Linked DNA regions of Homo sapiens: regions 1 and 3 are each linked to region 2. The links are chromatin contacts, found by Hi-C or POLR2A ChIA-PET in ENCODE. All regions are on one chromosome and are shown on one strand. Each heading gives the region's core, a stretch centred on a gene start or an enhancer-like site at or near the end of the contact. The rest is flanking DNA. Distances are from core to core; before and after follow the strand shown. Region 1 holds the start of GPR84-AS1 (GPR84, ZNF385A, ITGA5 and GTSF1 antisense RNA 1). Region 2 holds the start of CISTR (chondrogenesis-associated transcript). Region 3 holds the start of ITGB7 (integrin subunit beta 7).

Region 1 (4,479 bases), core at 1,023-3,522, 600 kb before region 2:
ATCACCTCAGGGTCATACTCTTCTCTGTTTTCCAAGTCTTCAGAGACAAGGGAGAGAGGAAAGCTGGAGTGGGAAAATGGGGTTGTGAGCAGCAGCCACTGGAACCCAGCCTTCCAGCCTCCCGGCATCCGGCCTAGTGCTCCCTCCTATCTGAAGGAGGTCAGCCATTGCCCTCAGCCCTGGTCTCTGGCTACTTCTCAATACTGGTGATAAATCCTGTCTTTGTCTCCCCTCTGACCCAGGCCCCAGGCAGGCTGGGGGTCAGAGCTGGGGGAGGGGTCAGTGTGGAGGAAGGGGAGATACAAGGAGAATGGGGAGAAGATAGACAGGAGCAGCTGGTGGGCAGGCATGGGGGGTGGGCAGTGAGGGGATGGGGCTCTTCATTCTACAGATCCTGGACATTCCAGCAGGCCTGCATTCCAAGTGAGAAAGCCAGGATTGCCGAGTTGTGGAAATACCTTTGGAATGGTCCCTTGAGCATCTGGAATACTGGGAGATGGGGGGCTAGTATGGGGTGCCTCAAGGAAAGAGACTGCTGAAAGAAGTGGAAAAATATTGTGGAAATCATCCTATCCATACCGCAGACCCCTGTGCAAATGTGCCATGCGCACACACACACACACACACACACACACTCACACACACAGGACTTATGGCATGAGGGAGCCCCGGAGAGCCAGGCTGCCCTTTGCCTGGCCCCTCCCTAGTGGCCTTCTCTTGCTATGACTTTCCTGTTTCCAACTCTATTCTTTTTCTCTGCTCCCAGTCTTGCCTTCCTTCTTTGTGTCTCTCATTCTCCCAGTTTGTTATTCTCACCGTCTCTCAGCCTCTGCCTCGGTCTCTCAATCACTTTTTCTCTCTCATTTTGTTTCTTTCCATCTTCTTGTCTCCCTCTCGCCCCTCCCCAAATTCTTTGGACGCTGCTCCATCTGTCCTGTTTCTGCCACTCTTCAGCCCAGCCATCCCTCCTACCTCAGTCCCACCTCAGAACCCTGTTCTGACCCAGAGGATACCTTTGGGAGTTAAGATTCCAAGAATAGATGGAAAGGAGAAAAGAGGCTCTGAATGAGTCCCTGCTTTAGTGGGAGGTCTGGGAATCATACTGGGTTATGATATGGCACGGAAGGGCAGGGTGGGCAGAAGGTGACCAGAAAGAGAAGCACAACTAAGGGAGGTAGGGTGAAATGAGAGGGAAGAGATTGAAAAAGAAAAGGCATAGGCCGGGCATGGTGGCTCACACCTATAATCCCAGCACTCTGGGAGGCCGAGGCGGGCGGATCACCAGAGGTCAGAAGTTGGAGACCAGCCTGGCCAACGTGGTGAAATCCTGTCTCTACTAAAAAATACAAAAAAAAAAAAAAAAAAAGCTAGGCATAGTGGCACATGCCTGTGATCCCAGCTACTCGGGAGGCTGAGGCAAGAGAATCGCTTGAACCCGGGAGGCGGAGGTTGCAGTGAGACAAGATTGCACCACTGCACTCCAGCCTGGGCAACAGAGCAAGACTCCATCTCAAACAAACAAACAAACAAACAAAAAAGGACACCAGGCCGGGTGCAGTGGCTCATGCCTGTAATCCCACCACTTTGGGAGGCCAAGGCAGGTGGATCACTTGAGCCCAGGAGTTCAAGACCAGCCTGGGCAATATGGCAAAACATCGTCTCTATAAAAAATACAAAAAGTTAGTCAGGCATGGTGGCACACACCTGTAGTCCCAGCTACTCAAGAGGCTGAGGTGGCGGGATCACCTGAGCCCAGGGAGGTCGAGACTGCAGTGACCTACGATCATGCCACTGCACTCCAGCCTGGGTGACAGAGTGAGACCCTGTCTCAAAAAAAAAAAAAAAAGAAAAGAGAAAAGAAAAGACACAGAATGACAAACACTAAAGAGAGAAGGGTGCGGACTTAAAGTTCTCTCTGTGTGTTTTGGGTCAGTGTGAAGGGGAGGAGCTGAGGGGCATCTCTTAAGTCATATTGAGATACAGGTTCAAAGACAAGGTCTGGAGGCTCAGCCAGAAAGATGTGATGTCCACCAGGCATCCACAATTCTGGACTCTCTGTCACCTACCTAGGAAGTTCTCAGAGACCTTTTTCTCCTCTCCAGACAGTCTTGGAGTGTTGGTTCCTTCCCCATTCACCTCCTCCACTCTGTCACCTCTCTTCCTCCCCCAGTGAGAATGACATCAGCTCTGGCTGCCCCTGTCCTCAGCCCTGTTGCTGATGTACTCTCCCATGGGTGAAACAGAAGGCTAATCACCTTTGCCCCATGCATTCACTCTCTAGTCCAGGAGCTGGAGTTTACATAGCCTAGCACTCTGGAGTAGGAGTGGGAGGAGGCTGTACCAAGAAGGTAGCTGCAGAACATTGTGGGAAAAGAGGGGGCATGGGCATCAGGGGGAGGGAGAGGGAGAGGAGTGGAGGAGGGCACTTGAGGAACAGAGGCAGCAGCAGTAAATCACCCTGTTGGGGGGCTCCCTCTGCCTGAGCTCAGTGGGGTAGGGAAAGAATAGACATAGGGGGGTGGGGGGAAGAATGGGGAATCGCCACATCTGGCAGGCAGGTGTCTGGCACTGTTCAGGCTGTAGCCACTTTCCCAGCCAAAGGGGAGGAAGGGGGAGAGGGGAGGAGGGGCCTCCCAGCATTCCCTGGGAAAGAGGGAAAGGCTCACAAACAGAAAGACAGAGGCTTACAGACAGAAAGAAACCAAGGAAAAGAAATAATCAGACCCTGCTCCCAGGCTCTGCTTCAGTCAGTGCTTGGGGATGTGTTTACTCATAGCCCTGAAAAAAAATTGCTGGCCAAAAGACTGGGTAGGCCAGGGCACCAAAGTTCCATTCATGCTGGAAAACAGAAGGCAGGAGTTTAACCCAGACCAGGCTGGGGAAACTGAAGCTCAGAGAATTCCAAGTTTGAGAACTGGATAGAACTCCACACCATCACAGATCACCACCACCCAGCTCTGGCACTGACACTGCCCCTCCCCCAGGTCAATGCTGTGTGGTGAGTAGGAAGATTAGGATGTTAAGGCTGAGTATTGCTTTTCCCCAGCTCAGACAGGCAAAGACAAAAGAAGTACCTAGTCTTTATCCAAACTCTTGCACTCCAACTTTCAATGCAGGACTGTTGGCAGACGTGGTACACCCAGGTATTTTTCTTTTCTACCTGCTGAGGAGTATCCCATGCACAGGTGCCCCATAGTTGTTGAGCTTAATTGTCAGGTTTTCACAGAAGAGCAGGCAAGACTGGAAAACTCTGGGTTTCATGTTCTGATGCTGGAGAGACTCTCCCCATTCCTGCTACCTTCCTTCCCCCATCCTTTCCCATCTGAGATACTAATTTGGTCTCCCTTGCTTAATCCTGGAATTGCAGGTCCATTTTATGAGCGGCAGAGGTGACTGAGGAGACCCTTCAAACTGCAGTGGAGAAGAGGCTCCCCACACTCCCCCCTCCTTAAAAATCCTGCAGAGGAAGGGGGAAAGAAAACCAAAGCATTCTGTCGCCGCGGCAACCATAAAACCCCCAGCTAAATCCATCTTGTGAGCTCACCGCCCCATTAAGATGCAGGGCCAGGCGCTGCGCCAGCCCAGCCACATTCATTTGTGCGAATAAAGGTGGAGGAGGGGGAGGGGAGCAGGCTCTGGAGGGACGGGGAAATGGCGAGAAGAGGTTATTTACACCACCGTCCTGACCTTCTGGAGCAGCGCTGGCTCCGATAAATAACCCGCTCAGCGCCGTTTCAGAGCAGGAGTGGGAGGTGCAGGAAGTGAGCAAGGGCTGGAGAAGAGCCCCCACGCAGGTGCGCGTCTCTGGGTTACTAATGGCTGAGGCGGGAGCAGGCAGCTGGCTTTGGGGGTGATGGGGGAAGAACTCAGTTCCCTGGGACTCCCACTGAGAAAATACCATCCCCACCCCACCCCTGGCGCCAATTTCCAGGCGAGGGGACGGAGAGATGCCAAGGAGGCAAACAGCCCCGTAAATTAGGGATGGGGGGGCACTGCTAGGAGTCTCTGAGGTAGGAGGGAAGAAATATTATAAGATGGGGAATGACGGGGGGCTGGAGGAACAGGAGTAGCTGCCAAAAAGAGAGGAAGAGAAACAGAAACATCACACAAAGGCAGTTTGGAAAAAATGTTTTATTCCTCTTTGCACAGAGCAGTTTATGAAGGTGGTTTTCTCCTGACTCCATGCATCTTTTACACAAAGATGCCCCCTTAAATATGCCCCGTTATCTGCCCCACCTCAGTGCTGGAGAACTGGCAGTTAGTAAGTGGGGCAGAATGCTTAAGTCTCAGGAAGGTTTTTAAAGGCATTTTTGTGGGGAGGAAGTTCTGGGTCAAGGGGAAAGATTAGACCCAAGAGTGAGTATTCCATTCTCCATCTTCCTGGGGAAATCCAAACCCCAAAGGTTTTATGAAGAAAAGCACCTCTCTCAGCGACCTAGAGACAGGGAGAGCACAGACCTACTGCTTGGGTGTAAGGCT
Region 2 (4,869 bases), core at 121-2,620:
GTTGGTCTTGACGACCAGCCTCATCTTACCATGAGCCTAGGAGTTCCAGCAGGGCAGGATTTGTGCTCCTCCCTCTGGATCTCCCCTCAGTGCCCAATACAATGGGCAGCACACACAGGGGAAGGTGTGCGACTCGCTGATTCTGCTTCTTAGGAGTCAGGAGGGAACTAGGGAAAGAAACTGAAGCAGAGACAGAATTCCAGGCCCACACTTTGTAATTTTCCTTTAAAAATCTCAAAGGACACGTGTGTCTCTCTCTGTGTGTGTGTGTGTGTGTGTGTGTGTGTGTGTGTGTGATGTATAGATGGGAGAGAAGTATGATGGTATGAGGTTCTAGGAGTCTGGTTCCTGCCTTGGTGCAGGAGTCTTGGGGGAGCTGGACTCCTAGATCCACTGCAGCCCCCAAGAGGACACAGTCCCATGACTCTGCAGCCCTAAGAGGGCAGCCATACTGCTGAGGCAGGACTAATGCGGGTTGACGTGTCCCTTAGGTTTTAATTTGCTCAGTCCAGTGTGCCAGTCCACATGGTTTCCTTTGTTCTGCAGTTCAGTCCAATCCCGGTCCTCCCTTCTTGTACACACTCAGCAGCACTTCTTGCAATCAGAGCCTAGTGCATTTGTTAGGTTGAACCATTTACAATTTCTGATATTCAATTTTGGGGGGCCTATAAAGTCTGTGACCTTGGTTTTTCTCTCCTCAAAACCCTTTAAGAAAGCTCCAGGCTAGGGAGAGGAGCAGATTGAGGAAAGGCAGAAGGGAAGAGCTAATAGACTAAGTCCCATGTGCCAAGCATGTTACATTCGTTATCACAGCGCTAATTCCCACAACATGAAGCACCTAAAATTATTTCCTACATTTTACAGCTGAGCAAGCCCAGGTTAAGACTCACATGGTGAGGCCCAGGGCTGGGATTCAAACTTAGCCACAGACCCACCGCCACCTAGAACCAGGGAAGTCCCGGCAGAGCCGGAGGGCCAGCAAGCAGTGTCTGCAGCTTCGCAAAAAAGGGAGAGAAGGACACGAGCCAAATTCGACTTCGCTGGTTGGATCGGTCCAGAAGAGCCCCAATTAGTAGGGTGCGGGAGCAATGCCCAACCTGAAACCCGAGGGTAGACGGCCCAAAGGAAGAACCCAGGCAGAAAGAGACAGAGGGTGGAGAGAGGCCTGGAAGGCGGCGGCGGCGGCGGCAGCGGGCAGAGAGGGGCGAGCGGAGGGGACCTTGGAGGGGAGCCCAAGGGGGTGTAGGCAGCGCCAGCGGGCAGCGAGGAGCCCGGCTGCAGAGTCTACCACGCTCGGCATCCGGGGCGGGCGGTGCGGGGCGGAGAAAGTCCAGGAGAAAGTCTGACAACCACGGGGAGAGGGGGAGGGAGAGACCCTGTGGAAGAGAGACGGAGACTGCGGCAAAAAGAGGAAAGGAGGGTTACGGGCACCGAGGGGGAGCTGGAGTCAGCCGCAAGGAGAGAGGGAGCGGGGGAGGAAAAGAGGCGGGAGAGAGACCCTAAAAAGCAAGCTAGACTCTCCAGCCGGCCGCTCTGGTGTGGGGAGGGAGCGTCATCTCAAGGACACTGAAAAAGGCAGGTGGATGGTGCAGAAATGCGGAAGCCGCGGCCCCGGGCGGGCGGGAACCGGCCCGCTGCCCTCGCCCCGGGACGCCCCCGCTCCGCACCCTGCAGGCCCGGATCGCACCCGCACGCACCCCCGACCCCACTCCCGGCCCAGCCAGTGCTCGGCGCTGGCATGAAATTGGCTGCAGCCGTAATGAGTCCGCGCCGCGCGGAGGAGGCTGAGGGCCCACCAGGGAGTCCTGCGCGCCTCGTTTAGCTTGTTTATTGTTCAGGCCTAATTAAAACGTTCCACCGCGCTGCGTTTACATCCGCCCCCCACTAATGAATTCGCGGCCGCCGGGCGATTTCGGAAACTGCCGCGGCCGGAAGGGGGGTGGGAGGCGACAGGGCTGGGGAAAGAGTGAAGGAGAGGACACCCACGCACACCCCTTCCCACTGCCAAAGGAGCCATTAGATCTCTGGCGATTGGCTCCGAGGTCCGAGTGAGCGCCCCGAGCCCCAGCGCCCCCAACCCCTGCAGGCGTTGGGAGGTGCGGAAGGCCGGGCCGCAGGGCTCAGAGGAGGGGCGGCGGGAGGGAGGCCAGGAGAGAGTGTGTGTGTGTGTCCTGTGCGTGCGGAGGCCTGTGGGCCAGGAGGGTATTGCGCGTGGGCACACCTGCTCCGTGAAGCGTGTCCGCGGAGCAGCCTGTGTGCGCAGGAGTGAGTGTGTGCGTGTGTGTGTGTGTGAGTGTCCGTCCCTTTGGCTGCTCATGTGCCTTTCTCCTCCACAGGGACAGTCTGCGCGGGGCTTACAATGTTCTTGTTTCTCCCGCCGTAGCTGTTTGCCGTTTTGCTGTTTGCCTCCTTGTCACGACCTCAGCGACGGCAGATGGAGCCAGTGGAGGGAGAGAGACAGACGGCAATGCTTGGGTAGCCAGGGCTCCCTGCCGGCCCCACTCCTCCTGCAGACACGAGCACGCACACACACACGCGCGCAAAACACACACGCTGCCCTTCGCCACACGTAGCCAAGTAAAATACACAAAAAGCAACTGAGATACCATTCGCACATGACCACATGGAAACACACAAATGAACAAACGCATTCAGGCATAGCCACATGCCAGTCACACAGATGGATAGACAAGAGCCTGGGGTACAAAGCCACATGGCACAAAGCCACCTGGATGTATATGCCCCTACACACGCACACAGAAAAAAACATGCAAACTTAAGTACACACCTATCCAGACAAGTGTGAGTGCACACACACACACACTCACACACTCTACCTGACACGTTAGTGCATCCCCATTGGGCCCCAGTTTCTCTCAGCAAATTCAGATCACCCAGCCTGACTTCAAAACCTGCCCCCTTCCATTCCCCTTCATGCTGGTTCCTGAATCCAGCTCGTTGCTCCAGGCTAGCAAAGCTGTCCACAGCCTCATTTGTGGTTTGCTCACCTGCCTCAGCACCATCAGCCAGAGGTACTCCTGCTCTTCTCCTAATCTATTGCATGCCCTGTTGGGTTTCTCTTTGCACACCTCTCTAACTCCCCCACTCCTAGCAGCCTTCCCTGATGAACTAACTGGCTTGGATTCTGAATTTGCCCTAGTCATTTGCACTTGTTGATCTTTGCTGTGGTGAATGTCAACGGGGTAACTTTGCACCTATAAACATAATGTTGGCAGGGAGGATGACTGTAAGATCCCCAAGGCCAGCACCACTGTGCCCAAGATCATCAGATGCCAGGCCTCATCCCTCCAGTGCCAGGTTGTGAATGCTCCTGGGAACATTACTGCCCAGTTTTAATAGACAGAAAAATGAAACTGGCCCTCAAGCAGCCACTGGAAGATCTCCTTCTGTCATATCTTGCAAGGTTCCCCTTCAGGATTGCCTTTCAGAGCCACTTTGGAGGAGGGCACACCCTCCTCTATGTCTTCCCATTTTCACCTTCTTTTTAACTGGAAATACTGCTCCCCAGCTGGGTCCTCACCTGACTCTCCAGCCTTGATTGCTAACACTTAGGCTGTTTTCAAAAATTAGATCTACCCCTAAAGGATACAAATTTGCCTCTGGTGCAGATGCTCAGAGCTATACTGCAGGCTCTAAAGGTGATCCCCAAAGAGAAATTGCCAGGAATGACCCAGGCACCTGCAGCAGTTGCTGAAACCTGCTATGTTAAAGGAGATAGCATGCATTGGAATAGGTTCTTTGTACTTAAAGAAAATGACAGGGTCACCCTAAAAAAAAAGAAAGAAAGAAAAACTCATTGATTGCCTCCCCAACTCACTGCAGGGTTGTTTCATCAGGTAAACATGATGCTGGGTTGATTCCAGCCCAGCATCTCCAGGTAGATAGGTGCCCTGCCTGCCTTCCCTCCCCATTTCCCCTTAGTCTGCCTCCCTCTCAACAGCCCCCTCTCTCTCCGTGCCCCTCTCGCCCTCCTGCAGTTAGAGGCACTCTCTGCTCCCTGTCTTTTATATATATATATACACACACACACACACACTTCTTGCCTCCATCATATTTCTTTCTCCACCTCTGTCTTTCTCTGACTGTCCTCTGCCAATTTCTCTACTCCCTTTTTCAATATCATTTTCTCTCCCCTTGATCTCTGCTGGGGCTCTGCCATTCTTTTTCTTTCTCAGTCTTTCTCTAACTTCCATCTTTCTTCTGTTCTCTCCCCTACACCCCACCATAACTGCTCCAAGCTGTCCATGCAGAGGGAGGGTGTGTGGCTGTCTGGTTCAGCACCAGACAACTCTGGCATTTTGAAGAGCTTGGAATTGCCAGGTTCCTGCTCACACACACACACAACACACACACACCCATACACACTCACACATATAGGCCTCCCCGCCCACCTGAGTCCCAGGCCCTGGAAGGCCAGCAGAGCCCTCAACCCAGAATCCCCATCTCACCCCCTGCAACCTCTACCTGACCCTTCTTACTGCCTCCCCACCATCACTCTCATTTCCTTTCTCCTTGGAAACCCATCTTCTCCCTCCCCTTCTCTGCTTCTCTCAGTCTACTGATACATTCTGGTATATTATCGGCCCTGGCCCTGGCCCTGGTCCTGGCCCTGGGTCAGTGTGCCTTTGGCTCGGGGTACATGGCTTTCAGTTTCTCCCTGGGCCTGGGACCTTCTCATGCCTCTGTGTCCGTGACTGCTCTGCTATGGCTGGTTTCTGGGTGGCTCTGGCCTTGTGTGAGTCTTCGATCTTTCTGTCTGCTCTCTGGATGCTCCTCTGTCTTGGCTCTGTCCTGTCTCTAGGTCTGTCTCTCCTCTGTCTTTCCCTTTCCACTCGGCAGTGTCTCTGT
Region 3 (5,010 bases), core at 1,713-4,212, 540 kb after region 2:
ACCACGCCCAGCTAATTTTTTTTATTTTTAGTAGAGACAGGTTTCGCCATGTTGGCCAGGCTGGTCTCGAACTCCTGACCTCAGGTGATCCGCCTGCCTTGGACTCCCAAAGTGCTGGGATTACAGGCGTGAGCCACTGCGTCTAGCTTGGTGTGGGTTCTTATGTTGGATCCTGTGGATCTCTGGGAGGGCATGAATGGACTTCAGAGGTCTGTAAGCCTGTCTCCACCTCCAGTTATGCATATGTGCATATCTGCTTTTCTCTGGGGAAGGAGTCCATTGAAGTTTTATTTATCTTTTTGTTTTTCATTTTTTTTCTTGAGACGGAATTTCACTCCTGTTGCCCAGTCTGGAGTGCAGTGGTGTGATCTTGGCTCACTGCAACTTCTGCCTCCCGGGTTCAAGCGATTCTCCTGCCTCAGCCTCCCAAGTAGCTGGGATTACAGGGGCGCACCACCATGCTCAGCTAATTTTTGTATTTTTAGTAGAGATGGGGTTTCACCATGTTGGCTAGGCTGGTCTCGAACTCCTGACCTCAAGTGATCCACCTACTTCAGCCTCCCAAAGTGTTGAGATTACAGGCGTGAGCCACCATGCCTGCCCTGAAGTTTCATTTAGTTCTCATGAGGGCTCCTGGCCCCAGAAGAGAAGAAGCCCGCATCTAAGCTACAGTGTTACTGTTTTACACCAGCCCCTCACCCAGGGAGCCCTCTGGCCTTCTGTCCCCAACCACCCTGCTATCACCTTATACCTTACTCCCCCCACCCTCTCTGTTCCCACTCTTCACCCCATGACCTCCACTCACTGCCACCTGCACTGTTACCTTCTTTCCGAATATCTGTCCTTGCTCCCACACGCCTTCCCTCTGCAACACGCCTTTGCAGTGCCTTTGGCCTCTACTGCTGCACCCTGTACTCTTCCCTTCGCCCTCTGTGACTCCCCTCAAGCCCCTCCTCCGTGTCCTACCTTCCCTGGGACAGTGCCTTGCCTACCTTGTTCCTGGCTCTCTTCATTGGTGACCTGTGGTTATGACAAAAAAGTTGAGGATGTGGGAGTAGGGGAGAGAAGAGTGGAGGGCGGAAAGCAGAAGAAGAAAGTGAAAGAAGCTCTAGAGGAAACCACAGGGCCTGTGGGGAAGGAGGGTCATTGCCGTGGTAACCCCTGGTTGTGGGGGAAGGGTATAGGTCCTGGCTATCCCATAGCCTGAGGCCAGCCAAGCCCACCCAGAGAAAGAGCCCCTCCTCTCCAATTGTCCCCTCCTAGCAGCTACACCTCTGCAATCCATCTGACATTTATTGAGCACCTACTATAAGATGGGCACTTGGCTAGGTGTGGTGGCTCCAGCAGGGAAGCCTTGTAGAGCCAGTCCCTGCCTACAAGGAGTGCTCCTTCTGGTAGGGGAGATCGACCTGTGAACACAGACCTCATGTCTAGTTCCCTCTCAAAGCTCTTAGTGATCTGTATGGGCCAGGAGCAAATCCCATTAATATTTTCCTGCTCTCCCTACGGGCTTCATCCTTGCCTTGGCTTCAGCTGTTGTTCCTGCACTCTCTGCTTCTCCCAGTTCACCTCCTCCACCCCTTTCCCAGGATCCACTACTGTGTTGGCTCCTGGTTCCCCAATCACATGCTCTGAGCCTGGCCCTATGCCTCTCTCTTCCAAGTTTCCAGTTGTGTGGACCTTGAATTTCTCAAAGCCTCTTCACTTCTCACCTCTGCTACTTCTCATCCCTACTAATTCTCTTATCAAGCCCTTACTTAGTATGTGCCAGGTAGTCTTGTAGGCAATTGATATGAATTATCTCTTTTAATTCTCACGACAATCCTGTGAGTCTTGCTGGACAGATGAGAAAACAGCTGCAGGCAGGTTTAAGTAACTCAGCTAAGCTCCTTACTACTAGTAAGTAGTAGAGCCAGGATTTGAACTCTAGCAACTTGGCTCCAGAGCCTATGTAGTCAAGCACACTTATATAATGTATCCTGGGTTTTCAAAATGAACAAGTCTGTAATTTCTGGCCTCTCTACAGTACTTACTGCCCCTATTCCCTCCTATCATGTTCCTTCCTATATAAGTAAATGGAGAGATCATGAATTTTGGAGGCAGGCAGACCTGGATTTAAATCCCAGACCAGCCGAGTGTGCCTGTAATCCCAGCTACTCAGGAGGCCAAAGTGGGAGGATTGCTTGAGTCCAGGAGTTACAGACCAGCCTGGGCAACACAGCAAGACCCTGTCTCAAAAATAAAAAACAGGCTGGGCATGGTGGCCCACACCTGTAATCCCAGCACTTTGGGAGGCCGAGGTGGGCAGATCAATTGAGGTCAAGAGTTTGAGACCAGCCTGGCCAACATGGTGAAACCCCGTCTCTATTAAGAATATAAAACGTTGCTGGGCATGGTAGTGCACCCCTGTAATCCCAGCTATTCGGGAGGCTGAGGCAGGAGAATCGCTTGAACCTGGGAGGCGGAGTTTGCAGTGAGCTGAGATTGTGCCATGGGACAGTGAGCTGAGATTGTGCCTGGGAAACAGAGCAAGACCCTGTCTCAAAAGTTAAATTAAATTAAAATAAAAAAAATAAAATAATAAAAATTTAAAATAAAAATCTTTTTTCTTTTTTTTTTTTAAATCCTAGACTAGCTACTTACTAGCTGTGGGACCTTGGGCAAAATTCTTTATTTCCTGCTTCCAAGCCTCAATCTCTGCATCTGTAAAATTGGGGCTTGGGGGAATATTAACCCCTATCTTATGAGATTGTTGTGAGGGTTAATTGTAATATGTTACGTTCAACACATGACAGGGGTTCAATAAATGGGCTTCTTTCTTCCAGATCTCTGTATTGTCCACTCCCTTGGCTCAGCCCCACCCCTATCTGCACCACCTTCTAGATCAGTCACCCCCACCAACCCCAAATCTTCCCCACCCTGGGGAGTGTCACTTCCTCCTCTGCCGTCTCCCAGATCAGTACACAAAGGCTGCTGCTGCCGCCAGAGGAAGGACTGCTCTGCACGCACCTGTGAGTACCAGGGCACCAGCCCTTCTGCCTCCTCTCCTTACAAGCTCTGGCCCACCTGGTCCCAACCTCTTGGGAAGAGGGCTCTGACCTGGATACCGAGGGTCCTGTCCAGACTTGAGAAAGGCTCTGAACTCCTTTCTGCATTCCTAAGATCCCCTGACCTGGTTCCCTCCTCCAGTTTCACAGTACCCCCACCTCCACCTCTCCAAAAGCCCAATCTCTCCTGCATCAGTTTCCCATGAGTGGGTCTGGAGGCAGGGATGTATATGAGTGCTGTCATCTGAGTGCCTGCCATGTGCCAAGGACTATACCGAAGTAGGGCAGGTATACCGATTATACTGAGGGAGGGTTCTTCCAACATCACCCCCAGCTGCTATCCCTAATGCTCTGCCTTCAGCTCAGACTTCTTCCTAATCGGCACCTTGGTCACAGACTCCACTGTCCTGGGACACTGAGGCCCAGCAGCTCAGTTCCGTCCCCTCCTTGTGACTCCCAGTGGGCAGCAGAGGGTTCTGCTTGATTTGGAAGGTAGGGATGGGTTTGGAAGAGGCTCTGTTTCTCAGCTGCTGAGGGGGGTCACAGGGTGTGTACTGGAGTCAGAATGGAGTCCAGAAAAATGGAAATAACCACTTGGTCCCAGAGAGAGAAGGGAAGACTGCAGAATACCCCTAAGGAAAGAGAAATGGGATTAGGCAGAGCCCACCAGGGCTAGTGGGGAGAGAACACAACTTTTGATGGAGATAGTGCCTGGGTTGGAGGGAGGAAAGGAGAAAGCACAGCAGAGGCCTGGCCCTGCCCTGTCCTGCCCTGCCCCTAGTTCACTGGGTGACCCTGGCCTCATGGAATTTAGGTTTCCATTTGTAAAAAGAGTGGGATGGAGTAGTAGATTCAGCCATTCTATAGTTAGGAACAGAGGGGAAAAGGAAGTAAAATAGCCCTATGAAGAAGTGGAGCAGAGAAAAGCAGCAGAGAGATGCAATAGAAGTTTTGAAATGAAAGGAGCCAGAGAGAGACAGAGAAGCAGACAGAGAAATAGGTGGCAGAACATGTATTCTCAAGGAGGGGAGAAGAGAGGATAATTGGAAAGAAAGGTAGGAAAGGGCTGTCCAGGAAGTCCCAGGGCCCCCTTTAAGGGGAGATGAGTGGGCCTAAGGTCTCTGAAAAACCTATGCGGCAGCCGGGGCTCCACTTGTGAGAGATGAGTCAAAACCCGGCTTTGGGTTGCAGCATCTCCAGCCTCCCTGACCACAGGCATGCAGAGCAAGCAGGGCTGAGGTTACGCTGAGGCTGAGCTGGGACTGGCCTCTCCCCGAGGGGTGGAGGCTCCGTTATATATGGCGCCTGAGGTCACAGGTGGTGGGGAGCAGGACCAGGACATTCAAGGACTCAACACCCCACCCCTTTCCCACACTCTGTGCAGAGTATCTGGACCTGACTCTGGGCCCAGGCTGAAGAAGATGCAAATGGTTTATGACAAGGAGTTAGTTGGCCTTTCTCATACATTGCTGATGGGAATGTGGACCAGTACAAGTCCTGAAGAGTTTATGTTGGCAATACCCACCTATATATATATATTTCTTAGCATGAGAATGTAGATGAAATACACACCAGTATTACAAATGATACCTATCTAGTTATCCTGCACGTCCTCTGCTAGGGATTTATCCTACAGATTCAGTTGCAGACGTGTGAAATGATAAATACATGACATTTGGCTGGGGGTGATGGCTCACGCCTGTAATCACGGCAATTTGGGAGGCCGAGGCAGGTGGGTCGCTTGAGCTCAGGAGTTCTAGACCAGCCTGGGCAACATGGGGAAGCCCCATCTCTGCAAAATAATACAAAAATAATTAGCCAGACATGGTAGCATGCGCCTGTAGTACCAGCTACTCGGGAGGCTGAGGTGGAAGGATCAATTGAGCCGGCAAGGTCAAGGCAGCAGTGAGCCATGATTGCACCAGTACACTACAGCCGGGTGACAGAGCAAGACCCTATCTCT

Evidence for each region. A loop is a pair of places that touch in the nucleus more often than their neighbours do. ChIA-PET counts read pairs that join two places held with the same protein, here RNA polymerase II (POLR2A). Pooled maps may share reads with other maps.
Region 1: a loop to region 2 is called in a pooled map, with 3 times the contacts of the local background. The contact joins the promoter of GPR84-AS1 here to the promoter of CISTR in region 2. A Hi-C loop is called at or near these places in 2 of 37 single-sample maps with no recorded cell type and 4 of 50 pooled maps. POLR2A ChIA-PET finds 5 or more read pairs at or near these places in 1 of 52 experiments (naive thymus-derived CD8-positive, alpha-beta T cell).
Region 3: a map of OCI-LY7 shows a loop between it and region 2 (8-fold over the local background). The contact joins the promoter of ITGB7 here to the promoter of CISTR in region 2. A Hi-C loop is called at or near these places in 1 of 168 maps with a recorded cell type or tissue (OCI-LY7), 3 of 37 single-sample maps with no recorded cell type and 4 of 50 pooled maps.

What each region holds. Positions count from the first base shown.
Region 1 is chr12:54,351,484-54,355,962 of GRCh38, reverse strand. GPR84-AS1 (GPR84, ZNF385A, ITGA5 and GTSF1 antisense RNA 1) reads right to left here and starts at 2,272. Exons shown (of 4, transcript NR_120487.1): 1 at 2,067-2,272. COPZ1 (coat protein complex I subunit zeta 1) reads right to left here. Exons shown (of 9, transcript NM_016057.3): 9 at 4,117-4,479. It also overlaps a transcript of GPR84 not described here.
Region 2 is chr12:53,748,480-53,753,348 of GRCh38, reverse strand. CISTR (chondrogenesis-associated transcript) reads left to right here and starts at 1,370. Exons shown (of 3, transcript NR_186108.1): 1 at 1,370-1,575; 2 at 2,384-3,032. The region is part of intron 1 of LOC105378250 (a long non-coding RNA gene); the gene reads right to left. RefSeq lists a silencer at 1,521-1,790 and enhancers at 2,407-2,995, 4,556-4,869.
Region 3 is chr12:53,205,203-53,210,212 of GRCh38, reverse strand. ITGB7 (integrin subunit beta 7) reads left to right here and starts at 2,962. Exons shown (of 16, transcript NM_000889.3): 1 at 2,962-3,011. RefSeq lists an enhancer at 4,833-4,922.